Linked DNA regions of Homo sapiens: regions 1, 2, 3 and 4 are each linked to region 5. Evidence: chromatin contacts called from ENCODE Hi-C or POLR2A ChIA-PET data. All regions are on one chromosome and are shown on one strand. The core of a region is the stretch at or near the end of the contact, and the rest is flanking DNA. Distances in the headings are between cores, read along the strand shown. Region 1 overlaps AGK (acylglycerol kinase). Region 2 holds the start of UBN2 (ubinuclein 2). Region 3 holds the start of IFT56 (intraflagellar transport 56). Region 4 holds the start of ZC3HAV1 (zinc finger CCCH-type containing, antiviral 1). Region 5 holds the start of MKRN1 (makorin ring finger protein 1).

The links. A loop is a pair of places that touch in the nucleus more often than their neighbours do. ChIA-PET counts read pairs that join two places held with the same protein, here RNA polymerase II (POLR2A). Pooled maps may share reads with other maps.
Region 1: a loop to region 5 is called in a map of PC-9, with 36 times the contacts of the local background. The contact joins the enhancer-like site here to the promoter of MKRN1 in region 5. A Hi-C loop is called at or near these places in 2 of 168 maps with a recorded cell type or tissue (PC-9 and endothelial cell of umbilical vein) and 6 of 50 pooled maps. POLR2A ChIA-PET finds 5 or more read pairs at or near these places in 1 of 52 experiments (T-cell).
Region 2: a map of naive thymus-derived CD4-positive, alpha-beta T cell shows a loop between it and region 5 (12-fold over the local background). The contact joins the promoter of UBN2 here to the promoter of MKRN1 in region 5. A Hi-C loop is called at or near these places in 1 of 168 maps with a recorded cell type or tissue (naive thymus-derived CD4-positive, alpha-beta T cell) and 7 of 50 pooled maps. POLR2A ChIA-PET finds 5 or more read pairs at or near these places in 2 of 52 experiments (OCI-LY7 and activated CD4-positive, alpha-beta T cell).
Region 3: a pooled map shows a loop between it and region 5 (9-fold over the local background). The contact joins the promoter of IFT56 here to the promoter of MKRN1 in region 5. A Hi-C loop is called at or near these places in 1 of 37 single-sample maps with no recorded cell type and 6 of 50 pooled maps. POLR2A ChIA-PET finds 5 or more read pairs at or near these places in 1 of 52 experiments (GM12878).
Region 4: a loop to region 5 is called in a map of CD8-positive, alpha-beta T cell, with 15 times the contacts of the local background. The contact joins the promoter of ZC3HAV1 here to the promoter of MKRN1 in region 5. A Hi-C loop is called at or near these places in 1 of 168 maps with a recorded cell type or tissue (CD8-positive, alpha-beta T cell), 2 of 37 single-sample maps with no recorded cell type and 11 of 50 pooled maps. POLR2A ChIA-PET finds 5 or more read pairs at or near these places in 2 of 52 experiments (CD4-positive, alpha-beta T cell and naive thymus-derived CD4-positive, alpha-beta T cell).

What each region holds. Positions count from the first base shown.
Region 1 is chr7:141,648,617-141,651,316 of GRCh38, reverse strand. It overlaps AGK (acylglycerol kinase), which reads right to left. Exons shown (of 16, transcript NM_018238.4): 14 at 1,984-2,054. Among named protein-coding and RNA genes, the nearest start is that of DENND11, 52 kb to the left of the region's middle. Within about 2 kb of position 1,261, at least 6 of the 41 ENCODE cell types and tissues checked have a DNase peak (open chromatin) inside an H3K27ac peak, as active enhancers do.
Region 2 is chr7:139,229,891-139,232,590 of GRCh38, reverse strand. UBN2 (ubinuclein 2) reads right to left here and starts at 1,354. Exons shown (of 18, transcript NM_173569.4): 1 at 639-1,354. The coding sequence starts at 1,106. RefSeq lists silencers at 138-397, 344-563, 774-1,023 and enhancers at 1,194-1,333, 1,414-1,573.
Region 3 is chr7:139,132,480-139,135,179 of GRCh38, reverse strand. IFT56 (intraflagellar transport 56) reads right to left here and starts at 1,402. Exons shown (of 18, transcript NM_024926.4): 1 at 1,320-1,402; 2 at 388-525. The coding sequence starts at 1,322. RefSeq lists enhancers at 1,386-1,565, 1,283-1,577.
Region 4 is chr7:139,108,428-139,111,127 of GRCh38, reverse strand. ZC3HAV1 (zinc finger CCCH-type containing, antiviral 1) reads left to right here and starts at 1,408. Exons shown (of 13, transcript NM_020119.4): 1 at 1,408-2,104. The coding sequence starts at 1,797. RefSeq lists enhancers at 1,300-1,459, 1,252-1,755, 1,700-1,799, 2,380-2,509.
Region 5 is chr7:140,478,250-140,480,949 of GRCh38, reverse strand. MKRN1 (makorin ring finger protein 1) reads left to right here and starts at 1,445. Exons shown (of 8, transcript NM_013446.4): 1 at 1,445-1,790. The coding sequence starts at 1,606. RefSeq lists enhancers at 98-1,008, 1,339-2,179 and silencers at 1,315-1,424, 1,715-1,854, 2,135-2,214.

The DNA.
Region 1 (2,700 bases), core at 12-2,511, 1.2 Mb before region 5:
TGAAGTTATGACTTTCTCTGAAATGCTCTTAATTTGATTTAAAAATTGATTGATTTAAAAATAATCATTCCACATGTACCTAATTCTTAGATTGTTAGTCTCAAATTTAAAAATTAGAATGAAATTCTTTAGGAAAAGTACTAAACGTCTGGTATTTGGTACTTCTTGTGATTACTTGAAGGATAAAATATTTTTACTTTAATGTAGATATTTCTTTTATGTATATGAACAACTAGTCTTAGAAGTTCTCTGATAACCCTTCCTATCTGTGGGTCCCACTCCCGTGGATTCAACCAACTGAGGATAGAGAATACATATTTTTGCACCTGTACTGAATCCGTACAGACTATCTTATCCCCTAGAGAATACAGGACAGCAACCATCCACATAGCATTTACATTATATTGAGTATTATAAGTAATCTAGAGATGATTTAGTGTGCATAGGGAGGACGTGCCTAAGTCTATGCAAATACCGTGCCACTATATAGAAGGGGCTTGACAACCTGTGGATTTTGGTATCTGAGGGAGGTCCTGGAACCAATACCCCAAGGATACCGTGGGATGACTGTATTTATAACGCGGTCTACTTGGCATACAATATCTACCTTGACTGAGTGACTATGGAGTAAAATTTCCAGCGCATATACAGACACACACTCCACCTCATGCAGATGTATCTTTTAGGCAGTGGAAATACAGTAAAAGCTAATCTAAGTAAATCAGTCCATTTATCATTTATTAACAACAGTAACTCTACAAAACGGTATCAGAGTTTTCTAACGCAGCTTCACTATGTTCTCTTCAGATATCCAGAGGAAACAGACATTACTTGATTTCACTTCCTGTAGAGAACAGAAGGACACTGGCTGCCACTGGTGCTAACAATGCAGAACATAGTGGCTTCGCCTAACCTTAGCAATAGAATTGGGGTCTCTATTTCTGGATACCAGTATCATAAAGGAGATTTGAATATTGCTGGTCTCACTGGCCAGACTGTCAATGAAGATTGTGTGATTTCTGGACATTCTGTAGAAGGAACAGGATTTTCCCTTCTTATAGATACAGCAAGAAAATCAAAGGCTGCAGAATCAGCTATTCAGTCTCTGAAGAATTTATGCCAAAGGCAAGAACAACAAACTTATGTGCCTGTGTAGATAATGAAGTAGCCATGGAGACCAGGCCGCTGCAGCAGAAATGTGTGATCCCTAAATGGGCACGAGAGGGAGCTCTGAGACAAAGCACAGAAAAGCGGAGCTGAGCAGATTACCAGTTGGCATGGGAACACACCAGCTCCTCAGATGCCCTGAAGGAGGATTTATAGTGTTCTTTACCAATAAAATTCTGGCAGAGGTAGGACTTAACAAATCACAGAACTTGGAAGGGTATTCTGTATTGGAAAAGGGAAAAAGGCCTGGGAAATGTCCAAGGTACTCAATACCTTTTCCAGTTTTTCATGAAGGCCCTGGGAATAGGAGGACATGGTGAACTGACATAAATAGTAATGGATACTGTGAAGTGCTTCAAAATATAAAAAGGCTTGACACACATTCTCTTACTCAAGGCTGAAAGCCAGTCCTGAGATCGGCAGAGATGATTATTTCATTCTGTAGACGGAAAGAATTCAGAGATGCTAAATGATCCGAGTCATGACGTCGGGTAAGTGGCAGAATCAAAATTTGCATTCAGCTCTTTGACCCTGAAACCAAAGTTCTTGACGCTGTGTCATGCTCCATTGAATTCTTTGGTTTCAATTGAAAAACAAAGACTGCTCTTACATTCTGATCCCCACAAAATGAACAGTGATGGCCAGCATAGGAGAGGGGCACTCTACATGTCAGCCCATAGGAAAGAAATAACATCGAAATTCCCAAACAAGACAAGGCTTTGGCTGGATTTCTGTCTTAGACTTCATGGGGCACTCTGAATAGTAAAATCTGAGAAAATCACAAGCCTCATTTCCTGTGAACCCCAGTCCACTTACCCTATAGTTATAAAGTCTCCTTTGCTGATGGTGTCAGGTTCAATGCAGATATTCAGAAAATCTTCTTTGCTCTAAAAAGGTTAAGAACACTAACGTCATTACTCTTAAAATTTGGCTAATGCAGCCTGTTGTCATCCTCAGCTTTGATGGTTCATAGTTTGAAGCTATATATAGATAGGGGACTCTACTTGTAGTGATTTAATTCCAAACCTATTTTCAATCTTTTTTTTTTTTTTTTTCACAAAGAGCTTTACTGAGGTATAATTTATAGAAAATTCATCTCCATTGCTTGGCTTTTTTTTTTACTACATAAGCAAACAAAACTCAGAGTGGGAGGTTCTGGACGTTCTGTCACTCACTAGTAATTATTAGCCGTTCTAGTCTCTAGGATTACTTCCCTTGCAGGCCAAGCTTTCAGCCCATCCCAGCAATCTCAGTGTTCACTGTACATGAGCTTCACATGACAGCATGGAATCGGCTGCTTGGTGTGGAGAGCCCAAGTGCCTGTGCTTCTTTAATGCTCTACATACAAATTTGGTGTGCAACCAGAGTTGGAAAACAGCAATCCGTTTATTCTATGGTAATGTTTAAAAACTTTCCATTTCCAGCCACAGAAAGCTCTGGATGATTTGAGCTACGACAAAATGGCTATCAAAACAGACTTGGTTCTTGGACCAGTTCCCATAATTTGCTACCAGTCAGTGACTAGCCATACAA
Region 2 (2,700 bases), core at 105-2,604, 1.2 Mb after region 5:
GAGAGAAAAATTAGTAACCAGATTAACTAACCCACTTCTCCATTCCTAAAGTGGGATCCTTAGTCTCTGAAAACCTTTAATTATTCTTAAATTCCCTTCGATTAAGAAAAATATCACAGGCACGCAAGCACACCTCAGCAGCCACGGCGCCCAGCAAAACAAACAGTGATGAGGATGAGGATGATACGAGAGGGGTTACACAATCTCTGCTTCAGACTGGGGGGCGTGTCCCCCAAGGTTTTCTCTTCCTTTCTACTGGAACGACAGCTGTAGCGCCACAGGGAGAACCCAGCCACACGGCCTGCAGGGCCCCAGGATTTTGTGTGGGGAGCAGAAAGGAAAGAAGGAAAATCTGAGGTTCCGAAAGGTGCACAAGAAAACGAGCTCGGCGCGGCGTTGGGAGCGAGTGCCGGGGGTTTGGGGATTCGGCGCAGCCGGGTGAGAGCCTCGGCCACCCTGGGGAGTGGAGAAAGCAGCGCTCACCGCCCCGTCCACCCGCTCGGCCCCGGCCCCCCGCACCCCACCCTCGGGGCGACCCGGACGCGCTCGGTGGGCGTCCCAAGGTGCAAACCAGCTGGGGAAGGCGGCGGGTCCTGAGGCTCCCGGGGTCTGGGGCAGGAGGGAAGAATCTTCTGTACCCGTTGTTCTCCGCACAGCAGCAGCTCCGGGTAACTGAACTCCACGCAGCTCTCGTCGGTGGGGTCCTTAAGCACCAGCTCCAGGCGCACCGTCTCCCTCGGCGGCCGCGGCGGCTGCTCAGCCCGGGAAGCCGACTCCCGCGGCGGGGGCGGCTGCAAGGGCAGCGGCGGGAACGGCGGCGGCGGCTCGGGCCGCGGGGGCTCCCGCTGCAGCGACATGGGCGGCTCGGCGCGGCTGACCTCGCGCTGGGGGAGCGGCTTCTCCCGCGACGGGGGCTGCGCGTCCGAGCGGGGGGCAGGCTCCCGCGGGGCCGGCGGCTCCGCCCGGGCCGGCTCGCGGTACGGCTGCGGCTCCAGCCGGGGGGGCTCGCGGGGGTACTCGGGCTCACGCTCGGGCCCCGGGTACTCGGCCTCGCGCCGCCGCACCGGTGACAAGCTAATGAACGCTACTCTGCGCGGCTCCGCCATCCCCACTGTTCTGGCCCTCCGCTTTTGCTCGAGCCGGCGCTCGCTTCTACGGCGCGCTGCGTGCCTGCCCGCCCTTCCTCTTGCTCTCTGTCGCTTTTCTTCCCTCCACCACCCTCAGCCGTCTCCGCCGGCGCCACGGTGAGTGCGGACCGTGTCCCCTTCCCCGCTACTACGTTCTGATGGGCTTCACCGCCATCGCCAGGGTCGCCGCGGCCGCCATGTTGGATCCCCCACATAAATAGAAGCAGGCCGCTGAGCGGGCGCATGCGCACAGAGGAGACGCTCGCGTCCACTGTCGTGGCTGTTGCTCAGTTTTCCTCTTTTCCTCCCAACAGTCTGGAGTCCAGACAGGTCGGCGGAAGTGACGACATGGCTCGGCCTGTTTCCGTGGAAACGGAGACGCCGTCTGCACCCTTCCTCAAAGGGAGGGTTCTGGGGTTTCCCGAGCAGTTTACTATTCGCACCCGGAAACCAGAGGCGCTCCAGGAGCTTCCCGGGGCTAGCATCGGGATGGGACTGAGACCGACCTAGCCATTGGCGCCGGGTCTCCCGTGCTGGGTTCAAGGGAATTGGGGTTGTTAGCTGATTATTCAAGGCGGACTCTGGGCAAGGGTAGAGAGACGCGCCAGCCGTTGTGCCTGCCCGCCCTGTGTCCCCGTAGCCTTAAGTATCGAGGGAAAAAAGGAAGTGCCCAGCTTCAGCCAGACTAGCCCCAGCGGCTTCCCTCCCGAAAGCGCAGGCCTCCCCTTCCTCGACCTACTCCGGTTTCCCTCGCCCGGCCGCAGTGGGCGTTGCGTGGGGCAGGGTCATTAAATGTTCAATAACGCTTTGCAGTTGGAAAATTAACAAGCAGATGAGGAGTTCTGGGCTCATTCAGAAGGCCTAAACTGCTGAAATCATAGAAAACTTCTTAAGAGGGTTTAGTGGTATTTCAGGAAACGTACTGTTTATGAGAATGCTAAAGGACCCATTTCAGGATGGGGAAGGAATTGATTGGGCACGCCCCATAGGCTCACTTGTAATTAATTAATTGGAAGTCGGGTTTAAAAGGATAAGAATTACTGGCCATTTTAATCCATTGAATAAAAAGTAAATTTGAGGGCTCGCCCTTCACATCCTGAAGGGAATCCAAGCCTTCTGTTAATTGCATTAACTATTGAAAGCTCTTTTATTAAGTCAGTGTGACGTCATTGACAAATTCTGAGAGGGTTCCGTTTTTTCCTCTCCTGTTATTACTTTCCCTACTTGGACGAAGATGGTGATGAAATCTATGATTCCAAAGGTCTCTCCCAGCTCTAAAACCCTATCTTTTCTACTCGGCGCCATGTTTTACCTACATTATCTCCTTCCCTATTGCTCCTTTTCTGATTCTGAATTCGGGTCTCATTTTTAGATTGCCTTAGTGATACTTAAATGACCTTTCTGCCTTCAGTCTCTGTTCCCACCAGTCTTGAGACGGGGTCATATTAATGTCTCTAAAAGAGTTTTTATTATATCGTTCTCTGTTCTGGCTGCAACTTACCTACAAACTGAGTTCTATGTATGTATACTCATATTCAATATCCTCCACAATTTAGCTCAGAGACTGCAAACT
Region 3 (2,700 bases), core at 153-2,652, 1.3 Mb after region 5:
AGCCTCCCGAGTAGCTGGGACTACAGACACGTGCCACCATGCCCAGCTAATTTTTGTATTTTCAATAGAGACGGGGTTTCACCATGTTGGCCAGGATGGTCTCGATCTCTTGACCTTGTGATCTGCCCGTCTCGGCCTCCCGAAGTGCTGGAATTACAGGCATGAGCCACCGCGCCCGGCCAAGTTTAGTTTTTTAGTTCGTTTTTTATCAGGTTTATAGCTAACTTGGAATCTGGAATCTGTGCCTGACTAGATTTACAGGGGATTTGTACAGGAAGCCCCAGAATGCACCCACCTATTTCAAGAGCATAGCAAACAGCATTCACCCAAGCATTCATCTACAGTCTGGTATTCATACACTAAGAAGCAACGTTCTTTGGGCATTACCTCCAACAGGGTAATAGCTCCAGTGAAATCTCTTTTTGAAAGTAGCTCCTCTAGTTTTGGAATCTTCCTACCTTTCTTCTTTCTTTTGTCAGTGTGCTGTACGCCTCTGCCTACAGCAGGTTTGGCCCTTGAAAGCATCTGTAAAAGAAACAAAGACAGCTGTATGGTCCAATTCTGATTATCAGATTTAAACTGAGAGTGACAGCTCTGTAATTTATAAGTCAAGGCCGGGCACAGTGGCTCATGCCTGTAATCCCAGCACTTTGAGAGGCGAAGGCGGCGGATCACGAGGTCAGGAGTTGGAGACCAGCCTGGTCAATATGGTGACACCGCATCTCTACTAAAAATACAAAAATTAGCCGGGCGTGGTGGCATGCGCCTGTAGTCCCAGCTACTCGGGAGGCTGAGGCAGAAGAAACGCTTGAACCTAGAGGCAGAGGTTGCAGTGAGCCAAGATCGCGCCACTGCACTCCAACCTGGGCGACAAAGCGAGCCTCCATCTCAAAAAAAAAAAAAAAATTATAAGTCAAATCCTTAACAACGAACCCCAGGGAAGCCTATTCAAACTCGTTTTGTAACAGGTATTCTACTAGAAGAGCCATCAGCCAATACTTAGGAAGGACCAAACAGCTACTCCCAACTTTTATCTTCTCTGGCTAGAGATGCTTTCGCATTGCTTCTGTCATCTCAGCTTTCCCTTCCTCTGCTTCCCATCCCACGAGTGGTTTAAATGTGAGTAAACGGAAAAGCAGGAGGGAAGAAAGCACCGAGGTATTTACAGTTGCATCCCTGTCCCCCGTGGGAACACAGGGAGAGCTGGGGATTACTCTCTGCGGACACACCTAGACTTCACACAGAAGTGTGCTGGGAACCTCTAATCGCCAGCCTCAGGACCTACTCAAAGTACTCCCTTACTATTCAGAGCCACTAACCATCTTGACGTCGGTCTTGTGAGTCCCCACCACACAGCGAAGGCCGCGCCTCAGCGTTTCGCCGCATCCACACAGCACGTTCTGTCTCCACGGTAACCCCGCCTGGACGCTGGTACGAACGGGAGAAAAGCTCGTTGGAGAACCAGCGCCCGCGGCTTCTTGGTTCCGTGCAGCTTCTGCCGCGGAAGAGCCGAGGTTCCTCTTGGGAGGAGAGCGTCGTTCTCTGGGCTGAGAGCGAAAGTTTGGTTGTCTCTATTTATGAGTTTACTTTAGGAAAAGGCGAATTGGAATGGCATTGTTTTTCAAATGCAAGTTTTCTGGGAAAGAAATTTTCAGGGACCACTTCTGTTTGGGGCCGTGTTGGACTCCATAGCAACCCTTGACTATGTGCACCGCAGAATCTTGGTCTCTGGCTGGTGCGGGAAGCTTAGAAAATTTCTGCTGAAGGAGTTGTAGTTCTGTGATTTGGAAGCAGGAGTGCACCAAAATACAGTTTCCTATTTCCACAGATACACCTACACACAATAGAGAACTGTAATAAATATTTGTCGATTGGATGACTTAATTTATCTATCTTACTCCTGAACCCAGTTAATACAGGGGCAACCACAGTCTTTAAATTCACGAAATCGTGGAATGTTAGAGTTGGAAGGGACCTTACAGGACCTCTGGTCAACCCCTCAGAATTAACAGACTGAAGAACTAACATCTTGTTAGTTAACTAATGTCAGCCTAAAATAACCAAAAAGCTCAGGGATCCAGTTGAAAGAGTTTATTCAAGTGCAAAGTGTGAGGGCGGCTATCCCGGGAACCACTGACAGCAAAGAATGGTGATCAGTGCTCCCTGATGCAGGGAAAGGTGAGGGTCATTTATATCACCAAAAACAGGAGTGCTGTACGTAATTACAGCATTTTCTAGATGAGGCTAACGTACACAGAAGATTCAATTCACTACTATTGATTACACTGTAAGGGGGTTGTTTAATATTCTATTGTAAAGAGGTAACAATCACAAGGGTCTCTATCTCCAACGTCATTTAGTCTGAATAAAGAATAAAAAATCTGGTTAATATATAACATCAACACAAAGATCAGGAAGCAACAGTCATGCACCAGAGAAGAAAAACAGCCATGTTCTGTGATTTAGTTTACAGGGCTTAACTTTTCCCCTTGGCATAGTACGTTTGGAAAGTGCTGAAATTTTCTTTTCACATTTTCCCCTTTTCTTCAAAAGCTTTCAGAGAAAGCATTATAGAAGAATTATATTCTCAGGCCGTGTATTTGATCAAACCTCATGTCACTAGGAAGGCCCCTTCCTGGCAGTCACATCCCAGGGAGGAGGGGAAATTGGAAAGGACCAAGTCCGAATTATAAAGCAACA
Region 4 (2,700 bases), core at 159-2,658, 1.4 Mb after region 5:
AGAATCTATTATTTTTTAAAAAGATGTATTTCTTATCTGATCAAATGACCCATCTATTTTATTTGAAGATGTTGGAAAAAAAAACCTTTTTTCTCTTCAACTTGTGTCCTGTCTTTGGGGGCCTAAAAATTAACTGGCACTAGACAGATAAATAGGAGAAAAGACAAAGTTTATTTACACATGCATGCAGGAGCTTCCAGTAACAGAAAACTCAAAAGTAAAGGTTTATATACCTCAACTTAACAAAAAGGAAAGTTTTAGGGCTTCAGTAGGAGAGTTTGGAAGTTTTGATTGGGTTGTTTTGTGTTTTTGAGACAAAGTCTCAGCGCTATCCCCCAGGCTGGAGTGCAGTGGCACAATCCCGGCTCGTTGCAGCCTCCTCCCGTGCTCAAGCAATCCTCCCACCTCAGGCTCCCGAGTAGCTGGGACTGCGGCTGCACACCACCATGCCCGGGTTGTTTTTATTATTATTATTATTATTATTATTATTATTATTATTATTATTATTGAAGAGAGCTCACTATGTTGCCCAGGCTAGTCTTGAACTCCTGGGTTCAAGCAATCCTCCCACTGCCTCGGCTTCCTAAAGCGCTGGGATTACGGGCTGAGCCACAGCACCCAGCCCATTGGGTTTTTTGGTGCTAATGGTAATGGGACAGTCTGTCTTCCTGGCAGCTGAATACTCCGAGAGGCTTTTAATGGCACCATGTTTTCGGGAGGTTTTGCTTTAGTCAGATAAGGGAAGTTTCATTAAGATTTCTTTCTACATCTTCTGTAGCTCAATGTTTTCACTTAAAAACAATCTTTATGTCAACTCTGGGGGTCAAAGTACGTCCCCACGGTGGAAAAGTTCTTGTCCCAATCTCTACGGGGAGGAACCGATCTGAAATCTTGGGATATGTCTTAGCATGTCCACCGTGATTGAGGTACAAGCAGTGGTTCAGGGCACCGAGTTAGCGATTCTAGGTAAGCAAGACCATGTCAAGAAGTGGTTTGTCCAAAAGTTCGTGAGAAGGCAGAAACGAGGGAGAGTGGCAATCGTTGTTCTTTAAGAGGGCACGGTGGTGGAGGAGAAACTTGCACATCGGGGCCTGGGGTACCACGATCTGGGGCCTGGGGACGCGATTTGGGGAAACTCGGTGGCATCTGGGCTCCGCTTGATGCCAGTGCGTGTTCGTGCAAGTTACTTCCTCAAGTTCAGGGTGAGGATAATAATATCTACCATGTGGAGTTGCTGGGAAGATTCACTACCAACAGAGGCAGAGCGCACGGCTCGCAGGAAGCGCTCGCTAGGGTCTGCTCTTTCCGGGAATGGGTGGGGTGCGCACTCCTCAACAGGGCTCTCAGGACTTGCGTCACACGCCTCAGTCGGCTGGCTTATAAAACACCGGCCAGAGCCCCAAGATCGCTTTTAGTTTCTCTTCTTTCTAAAGAAGGCTCGCGGAGCCCGGCTGGAGAACCTCACCCTCGCCGAGCCTAGAACCGAGAGGGGGCCACCCCAGGCGGTCACCAGCAGATTTGCCCGCGCGTTCTCTTTCTTTCCACCCAGTTGCCCTTGCGGCCGGCTGTAAACCTGCCACTAGGACCCGGTCGGTGAGATCTAGCCTCTTGACCTGAGAGCCGAGAGTGGATCGCTGGGCTGGGCTAACGGCGACGGAGAGCGCGCCCTCGCTGACTCCGGGCGCGCCCAGCAGTAGCACCGCCCGCGCCCGCCCCTGGACACTTGTAAGTTTCGATTTCCGATTTCCGCGGAACCGAGTCCCGCGCCGCGGCAGAGCCAGCACAGCCAGCGCGCCATGGCGGACCCGGAGGTGTGCTGCTTCATCACCAAAATCCTGTGCGCCCACGGGGGCCGCATGGCCCTGGACGCGCTGCTCCAGGAGATCGCGCTGTCTGAGCCGCAGCTCTGTGAGGTGCTGCAGGTGGCCGGGCCCGACCGCTTTGTGGTGTTGGAGACCGGCGGCGAGGCCGGGATCACCCGATCGGTGGTGGCCACCACTCGAGCCCGGGTCTGCCGTCGCAAGTACTGCCAGAGACCCTGCGATAACCTGCATCTCTGCAAACTCAACTTGCTGGGCCGGTGCAACTATTCGCAGTCCGAGCGGTGAGTGCACCCGGAGGGAGGGGCGCTGTCCGCAGCCGTGGTCGGGGTGGACTGTCCAGGCGGGCAATGTTCTGGGAGGGGCACGGCTTCGCCGGGACCCCGCACCTGACAGCCTCCGCCTCCAGCCACTCCCTTCTCTGCTCCCCTCTGGGAGCCTCTGCAGGGCCCGCGCTTCTACCTTTGCAGTTCCCTTCCTTCCGGCACCTCCAGACATTTTCTCGAGAATGGCTAAAATGCTAGTGCCTGGAGGAGACCAGGCTCAACCTCCACCCCTTTCCCCGCCCGCCCGCACGAATCAGAAGAATAAAGTGCTCTGGAGCCAGCCAGGGCCTAGAGAAGCGGTAGGCAGGTTTGGGAAGGAAGGAAAGAGCCTCCCGTCTTTGGTATCTTGAGTCTTTCCCTCCCTACTACCTCCTTCCCTAGACGTGGCGGAGCCAGTAACCCAGCCGCCCTGGGCCCCCGGTCCGTCTCCGCCGGAGCGAGCCGCAGGTCTCTCTGCTTGTCCCTCCCTTCCCGGTCACCCCCATGCCCCTCATCACCGCTTTTCTGATGCCTGGCGCGTAGCAGGGGTGGCCCTTTTCCAGGTTCCTGAAGTT
Region 5 (2,700 bases), core at 196-2,695:
ACATGTATATTAAAACAATGTTTTACACCTTAAATACATACAATTTTAAAGACGCATTAAAAAAAAAGCTAGGATATTCCAGACATATTTTGTTACTCATTATGTATTCACTGCAGTGTGAAAAGCACAATGCAAAGGGGTTTTTTTTTTTTTTTTTTTGCTTTTTGTTTTTTTTTTTTGAGATGGAGTCTAGCTTTGTCGCCCAGGCTGCAGTGCAGTGGCTAGAGTGCGGTGGCGCGATCTCGGCTCACTGCAAGCTTCGCCTCCCGGGTTCACTCCATTCTCCTGCCTCAGCCTCGGAGTAGCTGGGACTACAGGCGCCCGCCATCATGACCGGCTAATTTTTTTGTATTTTTTAGTAGAGACGGGGTTTCACCGTGTTAGCCAGGATGGTCTCAATCTCCTGACCTGGTGATCCGCCCCCCTCGGCCTCCCAAAGTGCTGGGATTACAGGCGTGAGCCACCGCGCCCGGCCAGTACAAAGGTTTTTAAACAGATTCTCATTTAACTTTCACAGCCATCTCTGAAGTAGGTACTATTATCTATTACTATTATTATTATTTTGAGACGGAATTTCATTCTGTCGCCCAAGCTGGAGTGCAGTGGCGCGATCTCGGCTCACTGCAACCTCCGCCTCCCGGGTTCAAGGAATTCTCCTGCCTCAGCCTCCTGAGTAACTGGGACTAGCCACTACACCCGGCTAATTTTTGTATTTTTAGTAAAGACGGGGTTTCACCACGTTGGCCAGGCTGATCTCGAACTCATGACCTCAGGTGATTCGCCTACCTCAGCCTCCCAAAGTGCTGGGATTACAGGCGTGAGCCACCGCGCCTGGCCTATTATTATTATTATTGTCGTTTTTACAGAGGAGAAAGCAGGAGCACCAAGAGGTAGGATAATTTGCTAGAAGACCCATGGCTTAGAAAGGGAAGCCTGGAGATAAGGGGACCAGCCCTCTAGAGCATTGCTCAGCCAAAATACTTGGCCAAGATCACATCTCTGATACCAGGAATGAGATAACCTTTATTAAGTGTTTACCATGTACCAGGCACTAAGCTCAGTGATTTCTAAGGACATCATATAATCCTCACAGCAACCATATGTGGGTCTGCTGTCATCCTTATTCGAGAGAGGCTGAAACGGAGGCTCAGATAGAACAAGTACCTAGCTCAAATATTACTAGAGAAATGGGAAAGTGCAGATTCAAACCCAGGTCTTCCGACTGCAAGTCCCTAGTCCCCAGCCCCAGCTCCACTATATCAGCCTCTGCTAGGAAGAAAGCCGCTAACTATGGACTTTCGTCGCCGGGGTTTCGAGCCTAGGACACACCTGTACAGACCCCCGTTTGCCCCGCCCCTTTCCGGAGGAGACGTCCCCTCCACCAATGAGCGGCGCCGTGGGCGGGCCGCGGGCGCGCATGCTCTGGGCCCGCAGTTGAAGTGGCGAGAGCGCTCAGATACGCGACGCGTAGCAGGCGGGGACCGAACGGGTGCCTCAGTGTCCTTCCCCTCCCCTCGCCTGGCCTCGCCGTCCTCTCCCCGCAGCCGGACCGGAACTATGTGATCCCGGAAGTTCCGGGGCCTTTGCTGTGTGGGATAAACAGTAATGGCGGAGGCTGCAACTCCCGGAACAACAGCCACAACATCAGGAGCAGGAGCGGCAGCGGCGACGGCGGCAGCAGCCTCCCCCACCCCGATCCCCACAGTCACCGCCCCGTCCCTGGGGGCGGGCGGAGGGGGCGGCGGCAGCGACGGCAGCGGCGGCGGCTGGACTAAACAGGTCACCTGCAGGTAGGACGTTGCGCGGCGGAGCGCCGGGCGCGGGGAGGGGGCCGCGGGCCAAGCCTGCGGCGCGGGAGGGAGGAGGGCGGCCGGCCTGCGGCTAGAGGCGCGGGAGGGCGGGGACCGGCGTTGTCTCGATCTCTGCAGCCCTCGCGGCCCCCGCTGCCGCCGCGTTCCCCCAGTCACTGCGTCAACCCCCGCTGGGCCGCGGAGCCCTCAGCGCTGTCCGCGGAGGCCTGGCGGTGCGCGATTACTGCGGAGCCGCGGGGCTGCACCGCCGCTTACACTTCCCTGAGCGCTGCCTGAGCTGGCTGCGAGCGCATCGGGGAGAGGTGGGCTGGCTCCTCCCCTGCCGCTGGAAGGATGCCCCCGCCGCTGCCTCCGGCTCCCGGGGCTCGGGAGGTGGTCACTTGAGGCCGGTCTCCCAGCGATCCTCTCCGGGCCTAGACACCCCGCCGAGGGCCCCAGCGAGCTTGCCTGGCTCCCGGCCCTCTCCTCTCTCCGTGCCATCCGTTTGTAACGTCTTTTCACGTCCCTCCGTCCCTCCGCCCCCCATCCTCCGCCCAACTGTGAGAAGAAGCTTTTGTATTTCTTCTTTGTATGTTTGTCGAGGTTGGCGGTGCTGAGCTTTGTCTTAGAAGCAGGCGTTCGGGGGCCGGGGTCGTCTTCTCCACCCGCGGTTTTTTTGAGCTGCAGATTATTACCCTCCCCCAGCGCTATGTTCCTCTTTTGAAATTTACGCATCTTCCGAAGGGAGTGAAAGGGCTCTTCGCTCCCGGAAGAGAGAGAGGTTTGGTTTTGGTTTGATATGCGAGACGAAAATATTAGAAAAATTAAGGGATGGCGGTTGTATGGATGTGTATGGTTGTAAAAAACTACCTAGCTCTACGCAGAAGAGGGCATTTAATTGTACGTTTTT